7 separate regions of the Mus musculus genome follow, and all the other regions are linked to region 6. A link is a loop called in an ENCODE intact Hi-C map of the cell type or tissue named here. Cell type or tissue: heart. All regions are shown on one strand. Region 1 overlaps 1700024I08Rik (RIKEN cDNA 1700024I08 gene). Region 2 overlaps Ercc6l2 (excision repair cross-complementing rodent repair deficiency, complementation group 6 like 2). Region 3 holds the start of Zfp367 (zinc finger protein 367). Region 4 overlaps Aopep (aminopeptidase O). Region 5 has its middle 15 kb from the start of Gm30709. Region 6 has its middle 2.8 kb from the start of Ptch1. Region 7 holds the start of Habp4 (hyaluronic acid binding protein 4).

Region 1 (4,000 bases), 130 kb after region 6:
AGGGAAAGATGGGAAGAAAGCCAGGTGGTCCCTGGTGTGTTTGGATCACATGTTAAGTGTTTGGTCACAACTCTGGAGCACTGTTTGGAGGCAGCACAACATTCAGAAGGCAGAGCCTAGTGGGAGGAAATCAACTCCCTGGGGATGTGCCCCTGAAGGAGATGTAGGGACCCTAGCCCTTTTTTCTCTCTCCTTTACTTCCTGGCCAACAAGAAGTGAGAGAACCTTCTACTGCACGATGAACTGTGCCACCATAGGCCAAGCGGCAGACTCAGTGGATTTGAAATATTACCAGACTCTGATACATGGTTGTGAGTGGTGCCAGAGAAGCAAGAGCCTAAAAATGAAAATGGAACATGTAGATAAGTCACCGGCATTCCTGGTGCAGTTGAGTGAGGCAGAGTTTGCAGGGAATGTTGCCTGGGTACCCTGGTGCTCTTGCCTTGGGAAGGTAGAAAAGTTGGTATTAGTTTGTGGGTTCTTGGCTCTCTGAAACTACCACCTTTGCGAGTTCACAGTGCCCTGGTATAGGGGTGGAGTAGTCTACTATCAATGACATTTGCCCTACTCTCCTAAGTGTGTCCATGTTAGAATTAGCTGTAAGAGCTGGGTATTGGCATGACTGTAGCCTTCCATGATCTGAAAGGCAGGTGCTTTGTGCCTGGGGGTGGGGGTGGGGTTGGGGTGGGGTAGGGGCGTTTGTTTTGTTTGTCTGTTTCTGTGAGAGGACTGCTGTGTTCTGTCCAGTTCACATAAGCTCACATTTGAGATGGAGTGTCAGGGAAGATGGGGGTCTCTACTCAGTAGCTAAGGGTACCCTAAACTTCCAATCATTCTGTCTCTACCTCTTAGGTGCTGGGATCCTAGATATGCGCCACCATGCCCAGTTTGTGTAGCACTGGGAATTGAATTTAGGACCTTATGCATGCTAGACAAGCACCTTTCCAAGGGAGTTAGATTTCCAGCCCTCTGTTTGGCTCTCTATTTTCAAGCCCCAGCTTCCAAACCATGCAAAATTCTCATCTCATTCTCTCTCTTTTCTCTTAATTTTCCTCTTCTTTTATTCCTTATCTCCACCCCTTATTGTATTAATCCATAACACTTAATTATTATATTAATTGATTTTGTATTAATTTTTATTATACTTTATTAATTTTTATTAGTTTTTATTAGATTTTGTATTACTCTTTTGCATTAATTTATAGAGTACAGAATGGCAGCTGAATCACTGGCTATGATCAAGGTTGGTAAGAGTGAGAGGCAACTCCAGCTTCAGCAGATACTTTCAAAGAGCAACAGAGTGCCAAGAAACGACATTTGGAGGTTGAGACAGGAGGATGAAGAGTATGAGGCTAACTGGGCTATATAGCAACATCTTATCTCACCATTATCACTACCACCTCAGCAGCAACAACAACAAGAAGAACAAAACCCAACCAACCAAGCAAACAACAGAAAACCAAAACCAAAACACTATCGCATCTCTAAAGCAACAGCCTGAGAACGAAGAACCAGAGGATGTGGACACTTCTCTGAGGACAATGGCTGAAGTGAAATGCTTCCCAGAGCTGAGGATCTACATGTGTGTGTGAGGGTGTGTGCCTCTGTGTAAGTGTGTGTGCAGATGCACCATGAGACCAACTTGAGAGATCCACAAAGCACCTTAATTTCACAAACTCCAAGAAGTCCTACAACAAGGGCAATGCTTATAGAATTCTTTCCCTTGTAGAGTACCATCTGAGCTTTTCTATTTCCTCACAAAACTCAAACCACAGTATAAATTGGAACACTGATTTTCCTCTAAAGAAACAACTTAAAACAACAGTCTTCATACCAAGGGATCATCCAAGAGGTGGACTATGAAGGGCAACTTGACAGTATGACTAATAGGTCATCTTGGATGTGTCTCTGAGAGATGCCAAGTAAGCTGTGTGTGGAATAGCTCCATTCGGGAATGTTGTCTTTGAATCCTAACAGCATCTCCAGAGAAAGATGAGTACTACGAGTCTAATCTCCCAAGCACTTGGGACCTGTATGGATTCAACTGACCAAAGGATGGGGAGTTGTTGGTTGGTTTAGTGTGGGGATCAGACTTTGTTGTCCCTCTATGGAGTTTGGTGCTGTTTTGCTTTCCCACTAGGGGTCACTAGAGAGAGACAGGAGACAGGTTCAGAATATATTGCATAATCCTAGAAGTGTTGGCCACGTCTTTGGACAACATGCCAGGCAGAGCTTATAAAACACCACACACACACACACACACACACACACACACACACAGAGAGAGAGAGAGAGAGAGAGAGAGAGAGAGAGAGAAAGAGAGAGAGAGAGATAAAGAGAGAGAGAGAGAGATAAAGAGAGAGAGAGAGATAAAGAGAGAGAGAGAGAGATAAAGAGAGAGAGAGAGAGAGAGAGAGAGTGTCAGAGGTATCTGTGCTGACTATGACCCAGTGGATTGGAATAGGCCTGAGAGTCTGTCTACATCTCCCAGGTGCTGTCAACACCGTTGTGTCAGGGATTCGAGGGTAAAGTGCTAGAGGATCAGCTCTCTTTAAAGAGTTTAAGATCTCAAGATAGAGAATTGCCAAAGTCCAGCTCTCTTGCAGCAGCCCAGATTGGCTCCTCTATTTTCCCTTCTCATCTCCCCCCTCCCTCTTCTCCTCCCCCCCCTCCCTCTTCTTCTTCCCCCTCCCTTTTCTCCTCCCCCCCTCCCTCTTCTCCTCCCCCCTCCTCCCTCTTCTCCTCTCCCTCCTCCCTCTTCTCCTCCCCCCTCCTCCCTCTTCTCCTCCCCCTCCTCCCCCCTCCTCCCTCTTCTCCTCCCCCCCTCCTCCCTCTTCTCCCTACTCCTTTGCTCCCTTTGCTCAATTCTTCTCAAATTTCTCCTTTTTTTTCCTATCAGTTGGACCTCACATTTTTTAAAGCTTAAATTTAATTGTAAGAATTTCATTACACAAATACTATATTTACATCATTCCCTTCCTTTCCTCTGCATTCTGGCTCTTCCTGTGCCCCCTATTCCCTCTCAAATTCATGATGTCGTCTTTCTGTTATTATTACTCCCTTGTGTATATATAAATGTATAAATAAATAAGTGTGTAAATAACTTGCGGAGTCCTTTTACAGTTGCACATGTGTACCTGTATTTAGGACCGACTCCTTGGGATTGGATGACCTCCAATCAGGGAGCTCAGTCCGGAGAAGACTTTTCTTTAGCAGCTTCTCATCTATGGGCGGGGCCCTGTGAGATTCTGAAAATTTGCTTCAGAATTGGGTGCATTGGTCTAGCAACGCACCCTAAATGTTATCTCACTTAGCATGTCCTATACCAGAGGAGTTAATAGCTATGCAATAGTCCTGTGTTAGATAGTTTTAGGTCAACTGGACACAAGCCAAAGTCATCTGAGAGGAAGAAACATCAATTAAGAAAATGCCTCCATAAGATCAGGCTGTAGGCAAGCCTGTGGGGCATTTCTTAATTAGTGATTAATGGGGGAGAGCCTAGCCCATTGTGGGTGGGGCCACCCTTGGGTTGGTGTCTTTGGTGCTATAAGAAAGCAGACTGAGCAAGCTACTATGAACAAGCCAGTAAGCAGCACCCCTCCATGACCTCCGTCTGCGTCTGCCTCCAGGTTCTTGGCCTATTTGAGTTCCTGTCCTGACTTCCTTTGATGATGATGAGTGATGCAGGAGTATAGACTGAATAAACCCTTTCCCCCCACGTTTCATTGGTCATGGTGGTCCATCACAGCAATAGTAACCCTGACTAAGACAAGTCCACATCAGACACTAGATTAGTGCCCTGTTGTTGGGTGTTCTGGTCATTCTGAGTCCTTGGCCTTCAACCCGCACAGAAACCAAGCCGTGTGAGAACTGTGTATGCATCCATTCACCGCACTTCCAACTATTTGGCTTGGGAAAGCTCCAAAGGGGAGAGCTGCTGGGTTAAAGATTTTGAAAACTTCCAATAGAGAATTGTGAGGGGAATCTACATCAGGATTTT
Region 2 (4,000 bases), 330 kb after region 6:
CAGAAAACACTCCTGAGGATGGCTTACTTGGTGACACCTCTATTCTTAACGACCTCTTTAAAAGCCACGGGGAAGGTCCCACACAGCTGCCAAAGAATGTTCTTTCAGGACCTGTGGCAAAAGCAAAGCAGAAACCAAAAGATTTCTGGGACATCTTGAATGAGCAGAATGATGACAGTCTCAGCAAACTCACTGACTTGGCAGTGATAGAGACGCTGTGTACCAAAGCACCCAGTACCTCAGCCTCCAAAAGGAAAGATGAGCTGGAAGCTTCCCTTTGGAAAGCAAACGAGAAGTTTTTGTGGAAGACATTAAGCTCAGATGTTGACGATGAAAGCATAAGCAATACAGAGAGAGAGTAGGACATGGACGTGCCATTAACCTAGATATTGATGAGCTGCTGGCCCTGGCTATGGATGTTCATGTATGGGGCACACTGAACATTTGTTTACAAACTTGTGTATTAAATTATTGCTTTAGTATAATCTAAACAGCCTAGCATGTTATCATGGGTTCTTTCCCTAATATCTGTTTTAATCATTAACGCTCATGTATGTAGTTTATGTAGTACTGGAGGTCAAGCCCAGGACTTTATGCAAGCACTCTGGGCAACTGAGCTACATCTCCTGCCCCAGATTTGGTCTTCAGAACAAATGTAATTGTATCATATTGTAACGTGTCATAATATAACTATTATTAACTGGCATCTTCCCTCCTGTGTGAGTCCGTGGCCTTACGTGAGTGACTTGCCCATTCATTATCTGAAAGATAACCGACACACAGCCTTCCACTTTTAAACTCCAGAATGCCCCAAAGTCAAGTGGCAGCCACTGCCCTCTCCTCATTGGCATTGGGAACTTACTGTTTTCCTTCTTCCTTGGAATTATGTTCTATTACTATTAAATTATTTTAGATAAAAGTTATAATGAAGACTCAACAATTAGGACTCAATGTATGGCATTATGTTAAAAATGCTAATTTTTATAATCACTCAGAGTTTGTGTGCTGTGGTCTAAAGAAATGGGATTTTTATCTTTGCCCAGGATTCCGATGCCTTAACTTTTCACATTACTATGATTTAGTAAATATAAATAGATTTATAGCCTAACTTTGTATTTCTTAAGTAAAAGGAAATGAATAAACATTTGATTTTAATTGAAACCTCTTTCATCGAATTTAATATATATGGTTTACACACTCTGATTTATTCATTTAGTACCCCTTTCCCAGCTTCTCTGGTCTGTGATAGGTACGGCTATGTAGGTGACAGTGGTAAGAGCAGCAGTGTAGGTGACAGTGTGTTAAGTGACAGCTATATGTAAAGGCAAGGAGGTCCTATCTGTAAAGTTTCATGTTGTATAGCTCCTGGCATTGAGACTGGCACATTGAAGTGTCAGGCTAGTACCTGCCCACATTCAGCTGAGCTCACAGGACCATATAGGAACTATCTATTCAGAAAACAGCAGGCTCTCCAGGTCTGTCTCTCTCTGTCTCTGTCTCTCTCTCTCTCTCTCTCTCTCTCTCTCTCTCACACACACACACACACACACACAGGAATACTTTATTACTTTATTCTGTTACTACAAGAAACTCATGAACCTCTTACCATGTTGGAACACAGCATTTGAGGTAACTTGAATCTGTGTCCCAGGGCCGGCCATGGTCACTCACACTTGGCAGCTGGAGCATATAGGGGAGGGAGAGCTGTGTTTGCATGGGCAGAAATCAGTGCCCCGCCCCCCAGTAAAGCACTCCCACTGATGGAAACCAGAAGAAATGGGCTCCCGAGGGCTTCTCCAGTCTTTGGAGGCCTCTAGTCCCACACCACTCCCCGGGGAGCATGAAGGGGCCCTTTTAGTAGGGGAGCAGGCTTTGGATTAGCCAAACTAAGAACTGTTGACAGATTAACCTCTTGTGTATTTGGGGGTACACCCGGGTTGCGGAGTAAGTCAGAATCAGTCCAGAGATAGGTTTGACACTCAGTAGGCAGCTGACCATCCGAGGGTAGGCAAGGTGCAACTCCTGGGCTTTTCCTTTTCTGCCTGCAACAAGATGGACCACCGCCAAATGAGCTTGGCCGTACCCTGCGGACAAACTGCAGATACTGTGAGCCCCAAATGAGGACTTCTCTGTACTTCCGGTGGCTGGCAACTCCCGGAAAGGGGCCACAAAGCCTAGCGCTGCTCTCCCTCCCACTTGGCAGGACAGAGCATCTACCCTAAAAGAGAAGAATGGCTAATGGAATTATGCTTTGGCAGTAGCGACGGAAAACTCCTGAGCTCAAGCCAGTGGGGGGCGCGTTATCTGCCACCAGCCGAAAGCCAGGCGGCTTCCCGCATCCCTCACAGCGTGACGCCGTGGGTGGTCCAGCTTTGGTAGTGCAGGAGCTTAAAGAACTGAAGCCCTAAAGCAAGGGGACGCCGTATGTCAGCGATCCTGTGGAGTCCCTATAGTATCCTGGCAGGAGAGTGGGGATGGTCACCTAGTGCGGTGTCAGTCAAGAGACCAAGCGAGTATATGGACAGTCAATAGGCAGGAGCAGGTGGGGACCCCCACGGGGCACAGCTTGGCACAGTTGACTGGGCGAGTGCACCCCAGGCTTAAATGTTCTGAATCCTGGAGGCCAGAGGCGCCGGTTTCTGCTGTCTAAATCACTTTCAACTGATCCCCAACGCGCAGTCTTGGGAAGCTGCCAGACGAAGGCTCCCCCCTTCCCGCAAGCACCTAGACAGAGCTGCAAAGCAGAGCTAGGAAGGAAGTGGGAAACTGGCAGGGTGGAACTCCTGGCCGGTTCCAGGCTCCGTGTTAGCGAGGGCCGCGGGGACGCAGCCAGGCAAGCCTCACAAACACACAGCAGGCTGGCCCAGGAGGAAATCCGACTTAGCACCTTGGCGAACTCCACCTAAGATTCCCCGGCCAGCTGCCCCGGGAAGCGGCCCCCCACGTCCAGACGCACTCCCCCAAGCCGGTGCACGTCTTGCCCTTGCGCTTGTTGGACCTGCTGGCTGGGCCTCCAGTCCTTGGCCACACACCCTCTAGGACAGGCCCTGCGGTTGCCTTCACTGCCCTCCCACCTTCAAGCTTCCCTCAAAGCCAGAGCCTTCTGCCAAGCCTCCATTCCCAACCTGTTATCACGTCCTGGAGAAAATGTCTCTGAAATAGTTCCTGAATCCCACTGCCAAGAGCCTGAGTTTCTGTCCCTCCACCTCCCATCTGGATGCCTGCAGACTTCTCCCTGGGTTCCCAGGCTTCGGCCTCCTCCCTCTCTAATCCATTTTCCACACTGCATCCCCAAAGCCTGTTGAAACATAGGGACCTCCGCTGTAGTAAACCTCTCATTTCCTCTGTTAGGGAGGGTAAAGGGGATTGGGCTGGGGAATAACTACATCAGTTCACATTTATTGAGCATTTACTTAGTCGTTTGTTTAACATTTCAAGTGCTTTTCACATTTAATCTGCCCTAGACCTCTCCCGGGCAGGTGTTATCTGTTTTATTGAGGAAGAAACTTAGGCAGAGAGGCCACACAGCCCTGTATTGGCAATAGCTGCTCGGACTGTTTCTCTTCTACCTGAGAATCTCCCAGAAGCACCAGGTTCTAGTTAGTAAGTAGACCAGGCTATTAAATCAAACTAGCACAGTCCCCCACATTTGGCTTCTGAACACTAGAAGCCCAGGTCATTACATTATTCTTGACTAACAATGCCTAGGAGATACCTCATGACTGATGGAGACACTCTTCTGTCCCTCCTTCCAACACAAGCTCTTTAGAGCTCTCAACCCTCCTACCTGCTCCCCCACCCCCCATGTTTTTGCATCCCTGCCTGACAATCTCCGGCCATGTCCTCTGCTTGTAAAAGAGTCCTGATTCCTATTGTCTGGGAGGAGTGGGATTCCAGTCTTTAATTTGTGGCTGGGAAATCTAGAATCAACAGTGGGCCTTTTCCAGTCATCCTCCCACCCACCCTAAAAAAAAATGGTATCACTGAGTCCCTAGCCCTA
Region 3 (4,000 bases), 590 kb after region 6:
CTCTCGGCGGCCCGAGCTTGCCTTGCTCGCCCGCGCTGCTACGTCTCGGCGCCTCACAGCCGCCGGCTCATGGCAGGCGGCTCCGGGCGATCAGGCTGCAGCAGCGTTGCTGACAGGAAAACGGGACGCGAGGCGCCGAGTCCCCGAGAATAACAACCTGCCGCCGCGGTCCCCGCTTCGGCTTTTCCCGCGTTACATTTCGCGCCTGGGCGGAACCAGTCACCGCGAGGACCCTGCGGCTGGCCACCGCGACGAGTGACAGGTCGCGAGAGCCAATAGCCGGGTCCAGGCTGTGTTCCGTCCGGAGGGGGCGGAACCAATTCGAGCGCGGGTCCTTACTGCCACGTCATTGGCCGCCGCTCTCATACTTTTTTGTCTGGAGGGCCAACTGCGTTCGAAAGTCTGTAGGAGCGCGCGTCTTGTCCTGACACACCCGTCGGGAGCCCCACCCTGGCCGGATGACTCCTGCGAAGGTGGGGAGGGGGAAAGAGGCTGTTGATTGGAGGAGCTGCGGGAAAGGGGCGTGGTGGTGGGCGGGGCGAGCATGCTGGGTCCCTCCCCCACCAGAAGAAGAGGGGGTGTAAAGAGGGTAGGAGTCTGGAGAAGTTGCAGTGGAGAGGGCCCTCCCCATCGCCCCACCCAATCCGCCCCCTCCCGCGCGCAGCCAGTTTAAAGGGCTGAGGCCGCGCCCGTCCCACCCCACCCCACCCACGGCTGCTCAAGGCGCCAGCAAAGCACCACTTCTTTTTGGGCGTTGGGGGGTTGTTGTTGGTTTTGTTTTGTTTTTCGAGACAGGGTTTCTCTGCATAGCCCTAGCTGCCCTGGAACTCACTTTGTAGACCAAGCTGGCCTCGAACTCAGAAATCCACCTGCCTTTGCCTCCCAAGTGCTGGGATTAAAGGCATGAGCCACCACCGCCCGGCTTGTTTTTGTTTTGAGACAGGGTCTCTATAGAGTCCTGGCTGCCCTGTAACTCCCTATGTAGGGACCAGGAGGGCCTCGAAGTCAGAGATCCCATTCGCCCCCCCCCCTCCATACACACACACACCCAGTACTGGGACTAAAGACGTGAGTCACCACTCCTGCCTAAGGGCATGGGTTCTTAATGTGAGTCCCGTGACCAGCCCTGCTACGGTTCCCGGACTATTGGTTCTTGCTGCCAGGCTCGGGACCGCGGTGGGACGCATGAGCAACCATTCGCACAGTAGTCAGCTCCCGGTCGTACTTGCTTGCAGTGTTTCCCAGGCAGTCTGATGGTGGTAGCAGTTCAAAGATTTTTTAAAAATCTCTTTAGAGGCTAAAGGATAGAACTGGCAACTGGAGCTCATTTGCTTGCTGCGTTTCCCAGGCAGCCTGTTCCTAGTAGAGACTCCATAAAGATTTTTATATCTGAATGAGTATCCAGTGGTTAAGCGATAGAACCGGTAACTAAACTCCATCAAATACAAAGCTATGCCTAAATTAATTTAGGCACCAGAGTGTTGTTTTAGAGAAAACTGCCTAAATTAACAAATCAAAGCAGCCAATAGTGTGACCTTATTTTTAGCCACATCTTTATTTTGGGTAAATAAACTATACCTAGCAAGATACCGAAGTCAAATTTGACTTTATGGAGAGAAAGTAACTTGTGAACTGAAGTGAAATGTTTCAAGAAGATACATTGAGTAATTTGTATCTTTGAAGTGGGACAAGTAAAAGTATCTTTAAAAAAAAAAAAAAAAAAAAAGAACAAAGCAGCCAGAGAAATGGCTCCATGGTTAAGAGGACTTGCTGCTCCTCCAGGAGACTTGGGTTCCAAGCTCCCAGTGGTGGCAGTATGTGACTTCAGTCCCAGGTGATCTGCTTCCCTCTTGTAGCTTCCTCTGACAATGCATGCACATGATACACATTCAAGGAAGCCAAACACTCATATACATTTAACATTTTAAATTGGATTTCTTTTCTGGAGGCTGGCTGGGTACCACAGCTTGTATCTACTGTATGGGGGGGTGGGGGGCGGGACGGGAAATACAGTCTGATTTTAATAGTCAATCTGGAAACGGAAAGTTCAGCTTTTGTTTCCCACAATGGGATAATATTGTAAACGACAACAGAAACCTTACTACATTGTTTCAAATCCACTAAAATACTTTGTTTCATAGTTGATAGTGAAAGTTTAAAAAATAAAAAAAAAAGATATAGCTATCAGGAACACTTGAATGAAGGGCTGGGCAAGAGGCCCACAGGTTAAACACTGGCCAATAATTACTATTCAACACTAACCTGCTCAAGTGCAAGATGAATCACCCAGAAAGCAGAACACTGACAAGGTTTCTAAAAATTACCCTTGATGAAGGGTAACCTGGCAACTCCACTTGCTTCCAGCCACAAGAGAATGAAAAACATGCCAGGAATGTGGTGAGTTTGATTCTGGGAGAACTGAAGTCACTCTGAGCTGCTTCTTGCTCCACTTTGATGCCACCAGGGGGCTATATGCAATGTGTGCGTATATTCCTGATGTCTATGTTCTGTCCTAGATATAATTAACAGCCTAAGGATGTACACTAACTCTGAAGACACTAAAACCCGTCACAGACGAGCAGTGGTCTCCTGCTGAGACTAAAAAGACAGGGTGCTAGTGCATGCCTTTACTCCCAGCAGGTGTCAAAGGCAGGCGGACCTCAGAGTTTGAGGCCACCCAGGGCTACAGCTACACAGAGAAACAGTCTCCAAAAGCTAAAACTCAGCAAGCAAAAAACCAGCTATACTATTTCAGTGTTCAAAATGTAGTCCCTTGGGGGTGTGGCTTATTGGTACACCTAGGCATGTGTTGTAAGGCTTTGGGCTCAATCCTCAGCATGAAAAAAAGCTACGGAAAAAAAGCTTGATAAAAGTCTGTCAAATCTTTTACAATGTATCCTAAAGCCTTAAAAAGAAAGTAAAAGGGGGCTTTCAACTTGAACATGTAGAACTTGAATAGAGTCAAGAAGCATGACTATTGCTATCAAAGCAAAATTTTTTATCCTGTGTGAGACACAAAACAATTTAAAAAGTATAGAGAGGGCTGGAGAGATGACTCAGTGGTTAAGAGCACTGACTGTTCTTCCAGAGGTCCTGAGTTCAATTCCCAGCAAGTACATGGTGGCTCACAACCATCTGTAATGGAATCCCTCTTCTGGTGTGTCTGAAGACAGCTACAGTGTACTCATATACCTAAAATAAATAAATATATCTTTAAAATATATAGAGAGATTTAGTGTCACATCTAAAAATGTACATGAAGCAGCTTTGAAAATGGAAGCTGAAGGGCTGGAGAAATTGCTCAGCAACATTTGCTGCTCTTGCAAAGGGCTTTGGTTTGATTCCCAGCATGCATGTCTGGTAGCTCATAACTGCCTGAAACTCCAGTTTCAGAGAAACTGACATCCTCCTCTGAACTCTGGGACACCAGCATATACACATAAATATATACAACTTACATTCATTGAGTTCCCAGTATACAAACATCCCTCTTGTTTTCATTAATCCCGAGCAATTTTATCTGATCCTTAACAGATTCTAATAAAATCCCTGGATTAAAGAACCTATTTTAAAGTAATTTTCTAATTTACAACAAATATTAACCTTCTGCTTTGAAACACTACACAGTTCTTGTAATCAACAGTTCATGTTGGTGATATTAAGAGGCATCATTTAATAAAGGCTAACAAAGTACTATCTGTGAGGTGTCTAGAAAATGGAACATGGAAATTAAGAAGAATGAGGCACATGATGCTTTATATACTTATACCTACAGAAATGAAATAACTACCTTATGTCTAGACAGACTATTACCAACATTAGCCAAGAATCTATGAAGAACAACTCACAAGCCCTGATTTTATAGCCTGGTCTAATATAACTAAAGAAGCATCCAGCAAAAGAGTTACAGGCTAACTTTGTTACTTTGTTTTCTGGGATGATCTGAGAGGTCACAGTTTCAAAGCAAAGGACAGAGAAAGGACAAGTGGAAGAAAGGAGA
Region 4 (4,000 bases), 310 kb before region 6:
TAAACTTCAAAGCAGCATAATTGAATCCTGAAAGAAGCAGAGCTGACACTTGGCCTTTGCTGTGGTGTTTTTATTCCATCATCTGGCCTGGCTGGCTTTGCTGACCAGCTTTCTCTCTTGACTACTTGGCTGGGTATGATGAGGACAAGAAGTGTGGACTCATGGTGGCATAGAGAGACACACTGCCATGATGTGACGGGCATGTGCATGCTCAGCGGAGCTCTGCGTGGACAAAGAGGCCTGGCTCTTTTTGGCAGTCAGTAGATTCCTGGCATTGACTTGAAGGTCTTAGCGAAACAAAGGGAGTGTGTCTCTCTGTCTCTGCTCCTGTTAGCCTCAGAAATAAATGTCATGAAACCCAAGCAACCCTCTTCTCCCAGACACCAAGCAAGGCGTTTTCTGCCTCTCATGCCCAGAGTACTGGGTTGTTATTTTTAGCTCTGGAGGGAATTGCTGATTACAGCCTTGCCATCCGTCAGAGCCTGAGAGCCCAGTTCTACGTGTACACCTGGCAATGGCGGCTGCTAGACTGTGGAGTTACTATAGTTGAGATGAGTCAGGCTGTAAGGACAGATTGCTAGAACTTAGTCGTGTACTTTAGACCCAGCTCTGCCTCTTGCTTGTTGAACCAAAGCTTCCTGAACTGCGCAGGTCACATCCTCCCGTGTTCCTTCAGAGCTATGCTGCATCCTGTTTCAAACGGGACCATCACGTGTAACTTGTCTTTTGACTCTCCCACTTATCTGGGGAACCATGCCATGGATGGACTGTGCCACAACTGAGGGGCTTTGATGTTCCAGAGTCCCGCCCCAGCTTTTGAGTGCATGTGTTTCTGCTAAAGGCGCGTTTTTCTAGTGCGTATGGGGGCCGTGGAGAAGTCTCTTACTCCTCTGTAGCTTTTTGTACTCTGTGGTTTCTCTCATCCTGTTACATTAACCATAACACAAAAAGGACCCTGATCAGAAGGAACATGTCCCAGAGAATCCAACTAACTGCAGAACCCAGAAATGCTGCAGGGTGACTCTGCATCTGGAAATGTATGCACTGCCCTTTGTGTTCATGAAAACCCTGCAGCCTGGTTTCTGTCCAGCTGAAGCCCTTCATTTTCAGATCTCTCCAACCTGAAGCTTTAGCTACATCTGCCAGCAGACAGTCTGTTAGAAAGCTCCACTTCTCCACGACACCTGGCGCTCAGATATATTCTCTATGAAGTCCTGCCACTCAGGAAACCCCAGAAGTGAAGCCAAGGTGAAATCTAGAGGTGGGTTCCTGTGTGTGCTGGTAAATGTGGGTGGCACTGTTCCTTACCAGAGGTTCCAGACTGGAATGACCAGAGACTGTGGTGAGGGCCTGGTTCCCATGGCTCATCGTAAGCCTGGGGGTTCATTCACAAGACCTCTTAGGACAGAGTCTGTAGCCAGCAGTAACAGGTATTGGTTATTGGCTCAGAAGAAGCAGGTGGACCCTCCTTGATTGAGTAGAGCCAACTGAGTGCTGTTGCTTCTCACTGTTCTCTAGGGTCTCCACCTGAGAGATTCCCAGGGTCTAGTGAGTAAGAGGTATGCACACAGTACATAACAGCAGGCACCAAGGCTTTCCTACTATTATGCCAGGTGCTGGAACAGGAAAATTAATTGACTCTAGAACACCCACATGCCCTGCACGGAGATTCCATTTGGAAGCAATACAGTAGGAGACATACCCAATATGGCTAGGAGAGGTGCCTGCAACTGCAGCCAACACAGTTAACTAAGAAGAGCTCAGCCTAGTGTGCTAATTATGTTTACACTGATGACATGTCCATGTGTTCTGAGACATGGAAGGTCTTACAGAGCAGGTCACAGAGTCCAGAGACTGGGAGAGTGGAGGGCCAAGCCTGACACACCCTCACTGCACCTCCTTCCTGACATTGTTGCTGTTCTTTCTGGTCCCTCCAAGAGTGGGACAGCTCCTTCCATTTTCACCTCACACAGTGACCCTCATCTGCACTGACTTCTCACACTGCCCTGTGATGGGTGACCTGAATGTGCTTGTCAGAGAATGTCAGTGCAGGTAAAATTTCAAAACTGCTTTCTTGTTTTGTTTTGTTTTTTTTTTTAATGTTTTTAAGTTTTGATTATGTCTGTATTTATGAGTTTGTACATATGAGTGCAGTGCCTGTGGAAACAGAGAAGGCCATTGGATCTCTTGGAGCTGGAGTTACAGGTGGTTGTGGGCTACCCAGTATAGTACTTGGGTTCTCTGCAAAGAGCAGAAAGTGCTCTTAACCACTGAGCCATCTCCCTCGCTCTGAGTTTTCGCTAGGTTCATTATGATTATCATTAATTAGTGGACTATTCTACTCAATATGTATCTTTCACCAAAAAAGCCTGTATGTGAAGTTTGGCCATTCAGAAATGTGAACTTTAACCAGCAAGACCCAGCAGTCACAACACAGGTGTTTGTGTTTTCTTTTCTTGGTTTGGTTACTGATGTTGGAGTAGAGTTCCTGCCTGATGGTTCTAGGAAGGAACTAGCAAAATCCACATGGTATATAAAGTCAAATGCCCTAAATTCCATATGTGCACATGTAAACATGTGGCAAATGGGCATACTATCAAGTTCCACTCTTTGCTTAATCCTGGGGAGAGTTTTAATTCTTGCATGTTCTGTCACTTCTGTGTGAAGTCATTGAACAGGAGAGGATTGTGTTCTGAATGACGTGCTGAGGACATGCCCGTGCTGTGTGTTCTAGTAGAAGTTTGTTTTGGAGTCCTGGCATTCCTGATGCCTCCCTTACCCCCATACTTCACGCTGGGGAATGAATTCCAAGTTCAGCTGTACACTGTGCCTCTCTGCATTTAAGCTTCTGAGACAGGGTCTTGCTAAATTGCCCAGACTGGCATCGAACTTGTCCTCTGGCACCCTCCTGCCTCTGCTTCCAAGTGCCTGGTTTCGGTTCTGTTTGAAACACCTGTTCTTTCTTTGTCCTCAAAGTCAAGGTTAAATACTTGTCACCTCACCTGTATTTTTATTAGGCTTTTTAGACAGTAGATTGAACAGTGATTCACAAAGGAGTCCCTGCATTCTCCATGCATGAAGTTTGGAGTGTCACACAGTGTTAGGGAGCCACAGGATGGACTGCCCTGGTAAGCCAGGTTCTGGTACAGGTCAGACAGCTGAGGGAGTTGGAGAGCATGCTGCATGTATGAGAAGCAGATGTGGGTAAAAGCATCATGAGGGCTGGGGCTGAAACAAACATGGGATAAAGGTGAAACAGTCTTGAAATTCTGTTTGGATAACTAACTTCCTCAACACACTTACTGGCTTGTGAGGCCCTTGGGCAAAGGCACTGTGGGCAAGCTGTGAATACCCTCCTGTTTCTAGTAGGGAGAGGTGGGACAATTGGCTATGCTTTGACACCTGGAATTCTGCTTGACTGGAGCCATACTGAGAGAACGTAGCCTGTTGGATGCTGTTGCCACATGGCTTTGCCAGGGATTCCTACTTAGGAGCTGGGTCAGACTGGGGGGAGGGGGCTTTGGCTTTGGTTAGGAACCTGGCCTCGCACTGATACAGGCCTGTTCATCCAGCACGCTGCTCAGTAAGACAGGCCTGTCCATCCAGCACACTGCTCAGGGATGTAGAAAAGATGAGTTTTTCATGATTACCACACTCCACTTTTCTAAACTGGGTATTGCCTCTTCGCATGTGCCCCAGTTATGCATCCTGTAGTATTCTGAAGCCAGGGCTGCAGAGTCTCAAACTTCAGGGCCAAGTGGAGCATCCTGGTGGTTCATAGTGTAGATGTCCAAGAGGGTAGTACAAGAAATTTCTTAAGCCGGGTGTGGTGGCGCACACCTTTAATCCCAGCACTCGGGAGGCAGAGGCAGGCGGATTTCTGAGTTTGGGGCCAGCCTGGTCTACAGAGTGAGTTCCAGGTCAGCCAGGGATATACAGAGAAACCCTGTCTTGAAAAACCATAAAAAAAGAAAAAAGAAAAAAAAAGAAATGTCTTTAT
Region 5 (4,000 bases), 74 kb after region 6:
GTGGCAGAAACAAGAGAGGCAATGACTCAAGACAAGATGGAAGAGAGATCTGTCTCCTGAAAAACCTGTCATCCTATCTACACAAATGCCACAGTGTGAGTGTGATGGGTGTGTGTGTGCATACACATAAGATCAATCTGTCTGTCTGTCTATCACTCTATTTCTCAATCACTCTATCTGTCTATCTATTTATCACTGTTTCTATCTATCACTCTATTATCTCTATCTATCTATCTATCTATCTATCTATCTATCTATCTATCTATCTATCTATCTACCTATCACTGTATTAATCAATCTATCTGTCATTTACCACTTATCTATTAATCTTCTATGATTGTATCTATTTCTGTATCTATCAATCATCTGTCTGTCGGTCTGTCTGTCTGTCTGTCTGTCTGTCTGCCTGCCTGCCTATCTATCTGTCTGTCTGTCTGTCTGTCTGTCTGTCTGTCTGTCTGTCTGTCTATCTACCTATCTACCTATCACTGTATTAATCCATCTATCTATCTATCTATCTATCTATCTATCTATCTATCTATCTATCTATCATTTACCACTGGAAAATGGACAAGAATAAGCTCACAGAGATCATAGTCAGCCTAGCATGGTACTTGAAACCTATAACCCTAGTACTCAGCAAACTGAAGCAGGAGGATGGACAGTGTGAGCCTAACCTGGGCTACATGGTGAGTTCAAGACCAGATTGAGTATATGTGGAGACCTTGGGCTGGAGCTACAGCTCAGTTGGCACAGAGTTCACAGTTGGCATTTACATCTTACGCTGTGAAAAGATGGATGTGGAGGCACACACCTACAATGTCAGCTCTTGGAAGGTGGAGGCAAGAGGATCAGGAGTTCACGCCAAGAATGCCTATACTGTGTGTTCGAAACTAACCTGCAATACATGAAATTCTGTCTCAATTAACAAACAGATAAATGAATTGGGGGATGGGTAGTGTTTGTCTTTTGCTGCCATGGCAGAAGGTAACCTTGGCAAAGTTAAGAGTGAGTCCAGTGCCAAGTCTTGGAGAGAAGCTTTCCAGTGAGCTTGAAGTGAAGTCGGGCCTTTTCCCTCTCAGCTGAGTTCAGAAGTTTGTGGATGCCTCTGGAAGAAGTGAGCTTGTGCTGTAGACCTCAGAATTGTTTATGTGTGGCTTGAGGAGCCACAAGTCAGGTATGATTCTATGAGGGGTTCTACTGGCTGAAAATTCCACAACTGGAGCCTGTGTGGGGTGGGCAGCGTCCACCCGCAGAGCTTCAGAGGGGCCTCCCCTGGTTCTGTGGGGAGTCTGCCTGTGTGTGTGTTTATCTTGAGATGTGTATACAGATGTGTGGGGTTTCTGGAAGGGGTCTGCGCAGAATGTTTAGAGGCACAGTGGTTTAGCTCGGGTTGAAATGGTTACTTTTTCCAGCTTGTGCAGATGGACCATGCATGTGGGCTGTTAGCTCCCGCGTCGGTGCCGTGCTCTGTAAACACTGCTGTGGTCCTGGCCTGCAGGATGCTGTGTTGACGGTCATGCCTTACTGCCTAATTGGCTCTCGCTGGAGGCCTCGGCTGGCTGTTCCTGGTCTCTGTTACTCTGGAGGTGGGGGTGGAGTGTTCAGAGACAGCAATGGGAGACGAGTGATTTGCTTCTGTTCTTTAAAGTCCATCTATCCATTTCTCAGCATAGAGGACATAAGCTAAGACGGACCCTATCCTCTTTTGACAGACTCCCTTTCAGTGTCTGTGGGTTTTGGGGGTGAAAAGAAAAGTTCAATTACTGCCAAGTCCAATAACAGAGGGACCATAAGCCTTTCATGGTCTGCTCTCCTTCCTCACAATCTTTTTTAATTAAAATTTTTAATTATATTAACTAATTTGTATGTGTGCGTGTGTGTGTGTGTGTGTGTGTGTAAGGCACAGCACTTGTGTAGAGGTCAGAGGATAACTTTTGTCAGTTGGTTCTCTCTCCTTCCCTTTGTGGGTTCCAGGGATCGAACTCAGGTCGAAGGGTTTGGGGCAGGCATTTTGTTTTTGTTTTTGTTTTGTTTTGTTTTGTTTTTTCCTGCTGTGCCACCTCACTGTCCCATGATGGCATTTGCCATTCCTTCTAGTGTTCTGCTCCTATTTCCCTTTAGGATGAGCGCACTTGCTTTCTGCTGCTCTCCTTTTAGCTGCCCAGTTAGGGCTGCGCGCTGTGGTTCCTGGCAGCACACGTGCAACAAGGCTAAGTCAGCATGGCCTGCTGCCAAGTGCCAGGTTCCACCACCAACAAATCACAGTCATTCCAGCCCACTCCAGCCCTGCTGAGACTCAGGTCTATAAATTGCACCATGACAAGTCGCCTGGGAACTTCCTCTGCTGCTGGCTGCTCCACACCCCTGCATTTCCTTTTTCCTGTTTAAAAAAAAAAAAAAAAAAAAAAAACATTCCCAGCTCCAGCTGAAGATATCAACACCTACTGCACACAGACATAGTTTCAGAAAAATATTTTCACCTTTGAAAACCCTTTCCTGGTGTTCTTTTCCCTCTTCCATTCCTGCTTGGATGCCTCACTTGCTCTCCTGTCCTAGCAGGAAGAGTTAGTCTATTGGCACTTCCTGCCACCCCACACTCCAAATTTGGAGGCTGTGCACTTTAAGAAATAACTCCAGTGGTAGTTAGGGTCCTCCCGGGAGCTCCCGGGAGCCCCCAGGAGGATGGTGGAGAGATGCCCCCAGGCAGGAGACCTGACTTAAGACAGAGTTCCTTTGTGCAGGTTGGGTGACTTTCTTCTCTACCTCTCTTTGGTGCAACAGGAGTCTAAAGATCTAGTGCCTGGCTGTTTAATGGCCATTTCTCTCCATGATCTGAAAGGATATTTTTCTGCCTTCCCATGGACGTCAGTCCTTTGAATAAAGGCATCTGTCTCCAGAAGTCTTAGGTTAAAATCACATAAATGGACTTGGGGAGGAGCTGGAGTGAGCTGTTGTTGACTTTGCAGTTCCCCATTCATGCTAATAGCACCCCATTTCCTTTCCAGGAAATTACCTCATTGCTGTTCCCTGCATTCCAGGGAATTAGCTCACCCTTGTGCTAGACTGTCAATCAAGGTGCCCCACTCTCCCTGGCCAAGGCATTGGAACATTACCAAAAGTGAGGCTAACTAGATTCTCCCTTCTAGGCATTTCGTGTGGAAGAGGATCCAGAGGTGGGACATGCCACAGTTTCCCAACCTAGGCCAGGACCACTCTACAGAGTCTCTGTTCCCACTCAGTCCAGACAGAAGGGTGGGCAGCAGGACTAAAGTTAATGCTTTCTCCCAACCTCCCAAGTTAATTCTGCTCTCACCAAAAGAACAGAAAATAAAGATCTTACCTTCCTAAACTGGTGAACGAACCATGAGGTCAAACCACTGAGGATAAGAAGTTCATCCAGAAAGCCTGACTGAGTGAGAAGGGAGCTTGGGATTGAGTGAGAACGAGCTCTTTCCAAGCCCTCCATGGAATACGAAGATCAGGGGCAGGCAAATGTTATGTGTCTCTCTCTGCTTTTGTGTTAAATGTGGAACAGCCTTCCTCTCCTCTATGTCTTCCTGCTCTTTCTACCCCTCCCTGACTCCCTTTTCTTCTTCGTCTTCAGATATGGTCTCACCAAAGTTCATATGTTGAGGCTTGATCTCAAATGAAGCAGTGTTCAGAGGCAGGGGCTCTTTGGGTAGGTAATAAGATCATGAAGGCTCTGACCTCATGAATGAACTAATTCACTTAAGGACTTATAAATAAATAGAATATCTTTTACTTACTCTGACAATTCTATACATGTAAACAATGTGTCTTGATCATACTCATTCTGACTCTCTCTTCCTCTGCCCCACTAGGTAGTGGACATGTGCCCTTTCTCTCCAGCTCCTCCCTCCTCCACTTTTTCTCTTTTTAAATAACCCACTGGGTTCCGTTGGTGCTGCCTGTTAGGGTGTTGACTCATCTTTCCAGCCTGCTCTTGGGCAGGTAGCCATGGCTGCAATGAGTTCAT
Region 6 (4,000 bases):
GTCTTCTTTTTCGAGACGCCTTTTGCGAGCGCGCGCGCACACACACACAGACACACATACACACGCACACACTCACACGTACAGGAGCATTTGCCTCGCAATAGACATGAGGGATAGGTAATATATTTTTTTAAGCGCTTAAACAATTTCTGAGATTCCTCAAAGAAAACCCTTTTAGAGGCACTTTGGCCTCAAGCTGCAGCAAATACTGGGAGGTCCGGCTTGAATTCCCAGGCCTGCACCAATAATGACAGGGTGGTGGATAGTGCGCCAGTGTGTGCCAATTTTTTTTTCTCCTCTTTTCTTTTATAACCAAAGGCAAGACTTAGACTCTCGCAGGGAACAACGCCTCGTATTAAGATAAACAAAATGGAAAGTTAAAGAGGCGAGCAAGGATGTTGGGAAAAGCCAGCCCTTTTAAAAACCCCTCTCACTCCTCTATCGCCCCCCTCCAATACACAATACAGTCCAATTTGAAAACGTCTATAAGGAGACTCCAGACAAGTCTGCTATTTTATTTGAATTTTTAATATATAAAAAGCAAATCTTTTCAGCAGGCCAGAGAAATGGAAATGAGAGATTTCCTGATATTTGGAATTCGTCTGGATCCTCATTAATTAATCACATTCTTAAAGTCAGTTTTAAACTTTAAAACAAAATAAAGCTCGATACACACCCTGTAACATTTAATAGCGTGACGTAGAAGAGAATAAAGGCTTTGATGTGGAATTCATTTTAAACAAATTGTTCATAGAGCGCTACGATTTGTCCTGATATTGTGTCCAGTGTCACCAAGACATTCAGGGGATTCACAACAACAAACAACAAGAAGAAGAAAAATGCGTAGTGGGGAGGGGAGTGAATGTTGGAGCCAGCAACAAATTAAACTGTCTACACAACTACGCTCTTTAAGAAAAAAAAAAAATAACACTTAAGAAAGCACATTCCATTCTCCAATAAGTTTTGAAGTTCCTCCTCCCCGCAGTAGACACCAGACCCAGAAACACGGGATTCTGCTACGTCCTATTATTTTTCTTTTCCGACTTGAACTGCAGAAGGAACCGGAGTAGTGAGGAGTCAAATGAACCCGTGAAATGGGGCAGTGTGGCTTTAAGATGCACACGGTGTGTGTTCATTGAAGAAAAAAAAAAAAAAAAAAAGAAGAAAGAAAAGGAAAGAAAGAAACCCAGATGGAGGGAAAGGGGGGGGAGGAGTGGGGGAGAAGGCGGAGCCTACTCCACCACGTGACCTGGACCGAGAGGCCCATGCGCGCACCCGCGTTAGTGCGCGTCCGCGCCCGCGCGTTCCTGTCTTCGGCCTGCTCGTGATGCGGACGCACAGGTAACAGGGTCCGCGCGCGAGGCCAGCACGCCCCAGCCCTCATCACAGTGCGCACAACCTTCCCTGGCCCCGGGCAGTGTGCGCGCCCTACCGCCGCGGACAGACGTGCCGGACACGCCGTAGTACATTCCTGAAGGCGGCCCGGCCCCCTCGCGTTGCCCAATGAACGCGCGGCTTCTCAGCTGCCAGCCAATGGCTGCGTTCCGGCCCTTCCATTCAGCGGCGCCGGCTGCGGTTAGACAGGGGCCGCGCAGGGGCGCGCGGCCACCGGCGGAGCACACGGCTTTTGGGGCTGGCGGTGGAGGGTGAGGTCTCCCCCACCCCCATCGCGTTGCGGTCCTTCATCGCTGCCCAGCCTGCCGCCCCTCTAGCCTCGTCTCCTTCCGGGCTTCCCTAGGACGCCTTGCCATCCTGAATCCCAAACCCGCAGAATTCGTGTGGTTCCTAAAGTGGGGTGATGAATCTGAGCGAACAGAGACCAAGTAGAAGCATTTGGGGGTGTTCACGGGGTAAAGAAGAGGACCTGGGTGTTAGGCCAGCTCGGAAATTCAAAACTTCTAACACCAGGGAGCACGTGATTTTTCGAAAGACTGACTTTCGGAAGAACTGAAAAATCCTGAAAAGGCATGCAGGGGAGGGGAAAGACACTAACTACCTTAACGTCGAGTAACGTGCTGGAAGCATGACTGTTAAGATAGTTGGTTGTCAGCATAAGGTAGAAAGGGGGTGAACTACTATTAAGCTTTCACATTTCATGCTCTTGGAAATTGGGCTGTTTTTTCGAAAGTTGAGGGTGATATCCCGAGTTCAAAGGTCAGCCTGGGTTTTTGTTTTGTTTTTAATTTGAAGCTGGTTGTGTGTATGGCATCGCTCTATAGACGTTGTCTTTTCAAATTCCTTACAGTATTTTACTCCTAAGCGTGTACTGTTTCCCTCTTCCAGCTTTTTACTTCTTGGGTTGCAGTATAGCTGTTTGGATTCTAGAATGAAACTTTAGCCCAGCTATGCAAAGCCTCTTCCACTCGGGCGCTTTTCCCTTGGTTTGACTTAATTCTTAAACGTTTTGAACATGGAACCCCGAGGTTTGCAGCGCTCTGCGACCCCTCGCCCGCTGTTTGATAGGTTAACTTTTCAGCATCCCAGACAATGGTCCTGACCTGTAAACTCTACCCGTAGGTTTCAGGACGCAACCCCCAGGCTCTCTCTAACAAGCGCTATCTTAATCTCCCCAGCCCCCACCCGCCGCTTCCCCTGTGGTCTGCTTTTTTCATAGAGATGAATTACTTTGGGGATCTAATTGGCCTTGTTTCTGTAACGTTTTAAGAAAGGGAAGAGGAGCCAGTCTAAAAAGACTGCTCGACTTGGGTGGTCAGGGCTGAGGCTGCCCCCAATTTGCCTCATTGCTGATGCATGTGAGTGTGACATTCCCAGCGATAATGTTGTTCCTAATCAATCTACCCTTATTTACATTTGTAAGCTTTGTCGGCTTTAATATGCATGCCCTGTGCAGGGGACCGCTGAGCCACACCGGGTTTGTTAACTTCCAGCTAACTGCAAGGATTCCACAGACCTGAGAGGCAGAGTGGAGGAGACAGGCCTGCTAAGGTGTCTGGCAATACAGTCCCTTTGAGGGTCTTTCTGCCTGGTGGCTCCCCAAATAACGGAGAGCTTAGGGCCTTGACCAGCAGGAGCTGCCAGTCTCTGTGAAGCCAGAGCTGAGTGACCATCCACTCTTCCAAAGGAAGTTCAATAGAAAATATAAACTGTCATTTTTCTTCCCATCATGACCCAGGACAGATTCCTTCAATGTTCTGGATTCCCTCGCTGTCTCCTCTCCTCTCTGTTCAGTGCTTCAGATATCCATAGCCCTACCACACACAACTCAGAAATGACATCAGATTGTCCAAGTGCTAGGATGACACTTGAGATAAAGCATCTGTCCTTTGAGTTAGGATGTTCCAATGGTTTGAAATTATTAGTGCCAAACATGTTGAGGTTTAACTTTTCACTGACTTCTCAGAACTCTAAGAGTCTTTAAGATCCTTTATCATGTAGCTCATTTCTGCAGCATATAGAGGTAAAGATGTTCCAGCCATTTGACCCTAGGCTTAGTCATAAAGTTCCCCCCCCCATTAAGTTCAGCAGCCTTTCAGAAATTCAAAGAATTGCAAATATGATACTAAATTCTACAGTATTTTTATTGCAAGGAGGGGATATAGAGAGGAAGTGGGTGTGATGCTTTGTGTATGGATATTACAAAGGTAGCAGAAAGATGGTGGAGGTGGGGATGTAGTGTTCTACATATGGATGGGTAGCCCCGGATACAGGACAGGAGTGATAGGATAGGGCCTGGGCAACTCTAAGGCAGCTTGGATAAGAGTTAAATCTTAAGCCAATCTGCCACCATCTTACCCCATTTTCTTCGTAGAGACCAATGTTTTATTTGCTCATTGGCAACCTGTGATTTATACAGACTGTGCAAGGAGAAGGCAAAAAAAATGAGCCTAAAAAGGTTTCAGGGAGGAGGTAAGGAAAGATTCAGAAACTCAATCATGTAAAACCACTGGGCTTGACTCTCTTCACATCTCTCCACTTCCAGTTTCCTGTCCTTACTAACCCCCCCCCCCAACACCACTACCCCCCCCAGGCTGAAGGAAGG
Region 7 (4,000 bases), 590 kb after region 6:
AAATCACTGGATACATTAGTATGAAAGAAGAAACTCCTAACTTGCTTTCTGTTACAGCTGGAAATTTGTTTCTCAGCTGGTAGTGCTGTCTGGAGAGACTATGGGGTCTTTAGGGGAGGTCCTCAATGTAGGGTATGTTACCCCTGTCTGATTCCTGTTTTGCTCTCTGCTTCACAGTCCACCATGATGAGAACAGCTTTCACCTCAGCCGGGCTCCCAATATGAACTGGGAGCTTCACCATGTCTTCTTGCCAAGGTGGACTAAATTCCTCTGATACTGGGCACCAGATAAATCTTTGCCTCGTAAGTTGTTGATGACGGGATCCTAAGTTTGATAAAGTGCAATTTTGCTTGTGCCTTTGATGTCATATTTGCAAAATTATGGTATTGTGGGTGCAGCAATGCGAAGGTAACTAAAACTATCCCTATCCCTGACATCATCTAAGCTTTCTTCACACAATGGTCCAAGGTTCACCTGTTTTGTAGTGTGTGCTAACACTTGTTCTTTTTCTGCCCTCCCCCCACCCCATCCTAGCTTCTGTTGTAGCACATCTTATTCATCCATCACCCAGTTAATGGGCATTTGGACTGCTTCTTCCTCCCGGCTATTGTGAATAGCACCTCTGAGAATAATACGAGTTTTCATCTGAATACCTATTTCCAATTTTGGCTAGAAAAATACAGGCTCTAATCTTTAATTCAAAGAAAGAAGTGGCCACCTATCTTAAAATCTCTAGCCATCTGACAATTTACTGAGAACCCCTGAGGTCCCTGAATGGCAAGCCCAGGAAATTACAATTTGAGACAAAAATCACTTTTGATTTCTTTGCACAGAGAAGTTGGACAACAGTAAAACTCAGACCTTTTTTAACACCTGTATTTAATTATTCCTTTCACATGTTCTATGAAGTAAAACATATGTTCTATGAAGTAAAACTGCTTGTGATAGGGAGGGAACCAGCAGGCAGGGATGGCATCATGGAGAAGGGCAATGTGGAGACAGTTTTGAACAAAGTGTAATGACATAAACATGTATATATACACACACATATAAACACACAAACATACCATAAGAACCATTACTTTGAATGCTAACTTACAAAATTAATTTTCAGGAGAGTGATGGCTCAGAGAGCAAAGGCACTCGCCAGCAAGCATGACATCTAATTTGGAGTTTCATTCCCCAGAAGCCAGGCCTTAACTGAATGTCTCAAAAGAAAAACAACCGCTATCTAAACCTCACCCTGTCCGCTCCCGCACTCATCACAACATCACAGTGGGTCTGGGGTTGTTTCTTTGCACTTGAATGGGTTGTTTTGGTCTCTTGTTCCTGTCACACCTCTTGAAACGCAAGTCTCTCCAGGCTTCTTGAATGGGTCAGCACCCAGCTGAGGACGCTGCCTCTCCTCTAGGCACTTTCCCTCAGTTTACAGCTCTCCCCCAGACACGCAAGCCCTTAAAGGCTCTTGACTAGGTCATTTTGGTGAAGTGTGGCGGTGTGCAACCAGGCTCCCCACTGGCGCACACCGGCGAGAGAAGGCTTGCAGCCTCCCTGAGTTTCTGGTGGTAGCTCCGCCCAAGCCCCATACCACCACGCCCACAGGCTATAGAGTGGGAGGGGATAAAGTGGGGCGTGACGTCACAGACACCGGTCTCCCATTGGGTCTTCGTGCGCCCCGGGGCCGAAGGGCGTGTCCACCAGCGCTCATTGGCTGGGGCGCGCAGGCCGGGAGGAGCCGACCGCGGGGCCGAGAGTGCGGCGGCGGCGGCGGCGGCGGCGGCAGCAGCAGCAGCAGCATGGGTCCTCGCCCGCGGCTTCGCTGAACCTCACTGGCCTGGGCTGCCCGCGGCGCCCGCAGCGGCGGCGTCATGAAGGGGGCCCTGGGGAGCCCTGTAGCCGCCGCGGGCGCCGCGATGCAGGAGACGTTCGGCTGCGTCGTGGCCAACCGCTTCCATCAGCTGCTGGACGACGAGTCGGACCCGTTCGACATCCTGCGGGAGGCCGAGCACCGGCGCCAGCAGCAGCTGCAGCGCAAGCGTCGCGATGAGGCGGCGGCGGCGGCCAGCGGGGCCGGGCACCGTGGCGGCAGGAGCCCGGCTGTGGCCTCAGGACACAGGCCTGGCGCAGGCGGCCGCAGGGAGTCGCAGAAGGAGCGCAAGAGCCTCGCGGCGTCCGGCGCACAGCAGCCAGACAGCCCTGGGGGCCCGCAGCCGCCAGGTACGCCGTGGGCACCGAGGTCACCCCTGCAGCCGCTAGCTCCAGTCGCGGGGACCGATCCCGGACGCGTGGGCGGATCAGAGCTGGGAGTCCTTATGGGCGCAGGACCCGGGGTCATCCTTTCAGGGGCCACCCTTGAAGATAATAATCCTCTCGGGGTCACGTTTCCAGGGATCACTCTAGGGAGCCACTTTTGAGGGATCATGACCCTCCAGGGCCATCCTCCTGGGTGGTCATTTTCCCTGGTCACCCTATCTCAGTGGAAGGGTCAGGGTTTCACTCTCGGTGGGCTCATCCCAGATGGGGGACAGTGAGCAGAGCCGTGAATCTTGGTGGACAGAGGGCCTTTGGTCATTCTCCCTGGGTCCCAATCCACGAGGGGTTGGGAATCACCCTCTCTCCGGGGCTGGGGGTCGTCCCTATCCATCCGTTACGGGTGGGCCGAGCTGGAGGTTCTTGATGGGCAAAAAGGCATAGTATGACTCTTCCGGGGTCACCCTCCTGACATTCCTGGTTTCGTGGAGGAGCTGGGACTGACAGCCTGAGAGTTGCGCAGCTGGGATTCTCACATCTGCAGCTGGCTGCATCCTTCATCTTCCCTCCCGGCCTCTGCGGGACTCAGCTCTGTAGGCGATGCACTGCTGAAACCTTCAGGGATCCCAGATTCTGGGCCTCGAAATCCTGGGAGGCCTGGGTACCCTTACGTGTGGGAGCCCCCGGAAGGCAGACTTGAGCCCAGGGTGAGTTGGGGTGGGCTTGAGGTTCCGGCTCCTCTGCGCCTTAGCTCTTTTCTCCATCCTCATATGGTAGCCTCTAGGTGTTAGCTGACATCGATTGCAGGTGGAACAAATAGTGTATGTGGGACTTGTTATTTGTGATTGATTGAATACTGTTTTTTCTAGAAGCGGCTTTAGCCTTTGCAAGCGGAATGCTCAAAGTTACCCTTTCTGCTTAATCAGAAGGGGTCAGCCCTCCGCTGGGTGTACTGTCTGCGTGGGAGGCTGCTTCAGACTTCGTGGCTGTCACCTGAGCTGCGTCAAGGCTTTTGCAGCCAAGCTCTCACCAAATGAACGCCCGGTTTTCCCGTATTAAGTTTATATCCCTAAGATTGGCAAGAAGGGGTATTGAGATTAGAGGGTAGTTTGACCACGAGGTAGGCAGATGTTCATGTGGGCATTATTGCCTAGTTCTTACTTGAGAAAACTGTCCGTTCCACCTCTGGCTTCACATTTGAGGCTTTCGCTGGTACAGCTAGGTAATGTTTACCTTTATCTGTGAAGTTAATTTGAGACATTGGTTGAGATTCAGAAAATCATTAATGAAGATGGATACCTCAGTAAATTTAGGACTCCTTTTAAAATGGAAATGCACCATACAGTATATTTTGTATTGAGTTTCTCTTAAGTGTATTTAGGAAAATGGGAAGGGAAGGAATTGAGAAAGATCAAATAAAATTTTTTTACTATTTACTTTTTTTTTTTTAACCAAGTGAAGATATACTAGCCTTTGGAAGTGTACCAGTTACTACTGTTAGAGTGTTGTTGGTTTGTTTGATTGGTTGTTTTGTTTTGTTTTGTTTTTGAGAAAGGCTTTCTCTGTGCTGTTCTGGGACTTTGTAGACCAATCTTTCCCCTAACCCACAGAGATATTCCTAGATTTGTCTTCCAAATGCTGAGATTAAAGGTGTGCACCGAAATGTTACTTTTTAGCCTTGTTAAAATAAAAATATTTTTTGTTATAATGAACCCAGGGTTTTATTTATTTTGCGCAAGTGATCTTCTA

Evidence for each region. A loop is a pair of places that touch in the nucleus more often than their neighbours do. Peaks named below come from ENCODE experiments on the same cell type or tissue, not always from the same donor. Only the 100,000 strongest peaks of a DNase experiment are listed, where the experiment ranks them.
Region 1: it touches region 6 in a loop (2.1-fold over the local background); 7 of 42 quality-filtered maps call a loop at or near these places.
Region 2: a loop joins it to region 6, with 2.4 times the contacts of the local background. A loop is called at or near these places in 5 of 42 quality-filtered maps.
Region 3: a loop joins it to region 6, with 2.5 times the contacts of the local background. A loop is called at or near these places in 6 of 42 quality-filtered maps.
Region 4: a loop joins it to region 6, with 3 times the contacts of the local background. A loop is called at or near these places in 3 of 42 quality-filtered maps.
Region 5: a loop joins it to region 6, with 5 times the contacts of the local background. A loop is called at or near these places in 7 of 42 quality-filtered maps.
Region 7: it touches region 6 in a loop (2.6-fold over the local background); 6 of 42 quality-filtered maps call a loop at or near these places.

What each region holds. Positions count from the first base shown.
Region 1 is chr13:63,694,461-63,698,460 of GRCm38, forward strand. The region is part of intron 4 of 1700024I08Rik (RIKEN cDNA 1700024I08 gene); the gene reads right to left. Among named protein-coding and RNA genes, the nearest start is that of 1700024I08Rik, 38 kb to the right of the region's middle. In heart, a CTCF peak has its summit at 2,131 (motif pointing right); no DNase peak of the experiment used is centred here.
Region 2 is chr13:63,899,142-63,903,141 of GRCm38, forward strand. It overlaps Ercc6l2 (excision repair cross-complementing rodent repair deficiency, complementation group 6 like 2), which reads left to right. Exons shown (of 19, transcript NM_001013608.3): 19 at 1-1,161. The coding sequence ends at 362. Gm46423 (a long non-coding RNA gene) reads right to left here. Exons shown (of 3, transcript XR_001780983.2): 2 at 1,910-2,042; 3 at 1,618-1,680. Among named protein-coding and RNA genes, the nearest start is that of Gm46423, 5.6 kb to the right of the region's middle. In heart, a CTCF peak has its summit at 2,303 (motif pointing right); DNase peaks (open chromatin) are centred at 1,850, 2,210 and 2,870; H3K4me3 peaks cover 1,639 bases; H3K27ac peaks cover 1,731 bases.
Region 3 is chr13:64,153,014-64,157,013 of GRCm38, forward strand. Zfp367 (zinc finger protein 367) reads right to left here and starts at 186. Exons shown (of 5, transcript NM_175494.5): 1 at 1-186. In heart, a CTCF peak has its summit at 2,446 (motif pointing right); DNase peaks (open chromatin) are centred at 408 and 1,018; H3K4me3 peaks cover 1,518 bases; H3K27ac peaks cover 2,952 bases.
Region 4 is chr13:63,260,689-63,264,688 of GRCm38, forward strand. The region is part of intron 13 of Aopep (aminopeptidase O); the gene reads left to right. Among named protein-coding and RNA genes, the nearest start is that of Gm16907, 34 kb to the right of the region's middle. In heart, no CTCF peak of the experiment used is centred here; DNase peaks (open chromatin) are centred at 543 and 1,853; H3K4me3 peaks cover 368 bases; H3K27ac peaks cover 1,487 bases.
Region 5 is chr13:63,640,543-63,644,542 of GRCm38, forward strand. No RefSeq gene overlaps it. Among named protein-coding and RNA genes, the nearest start is that of Gm30709, 15 kb to the left of the region's middle. In heart, no CTCF peak of the experiment used is centred here; DNase peaks (open chromatin) are centred at 1,479, 2,279 and 3,029; H3K27ac peaks cover 2,069 bases.
Region 6 is chr13:63,566,582-63,570,581 of GRCm38, forward strand. It overlaps a transcript of Ptch1 not described here. Among named protein-coding and RNA genes, the nearest start is that of Ptch1, 2.8 kb to the left of the region's middle. RefSeq lists an enhancer at 2,201-3,262. In heart, a CTCF peak has its summit at 1,540; a DNase peak (open chromatin) is centred at 1,410; H3K4me3 peaks cover 2,888 bases; H3K27ac peaks cover 3,120 bases; H3K27me3 peaks cover 1,047 bases.
Region 7 is chr13:64,160,117-64,164,116 of GRCm38, forward strand. It overlaps Habp4 (hyaluronic acid binding protein 4), which reads left to right and starts at 1,750. Exons shown (of 8, transcript NM_019986.3): 1 at 1,750-2,218. The coding sequence starts at 1,870. In heart, no CTCF peak of the experiment used is centred here; DNase peaks (open chromatin) are centred at 1,695 and 2,425; H3K4me3 peaks cover 2,514 bases; H3K27ac peaks cover 1,828 bases.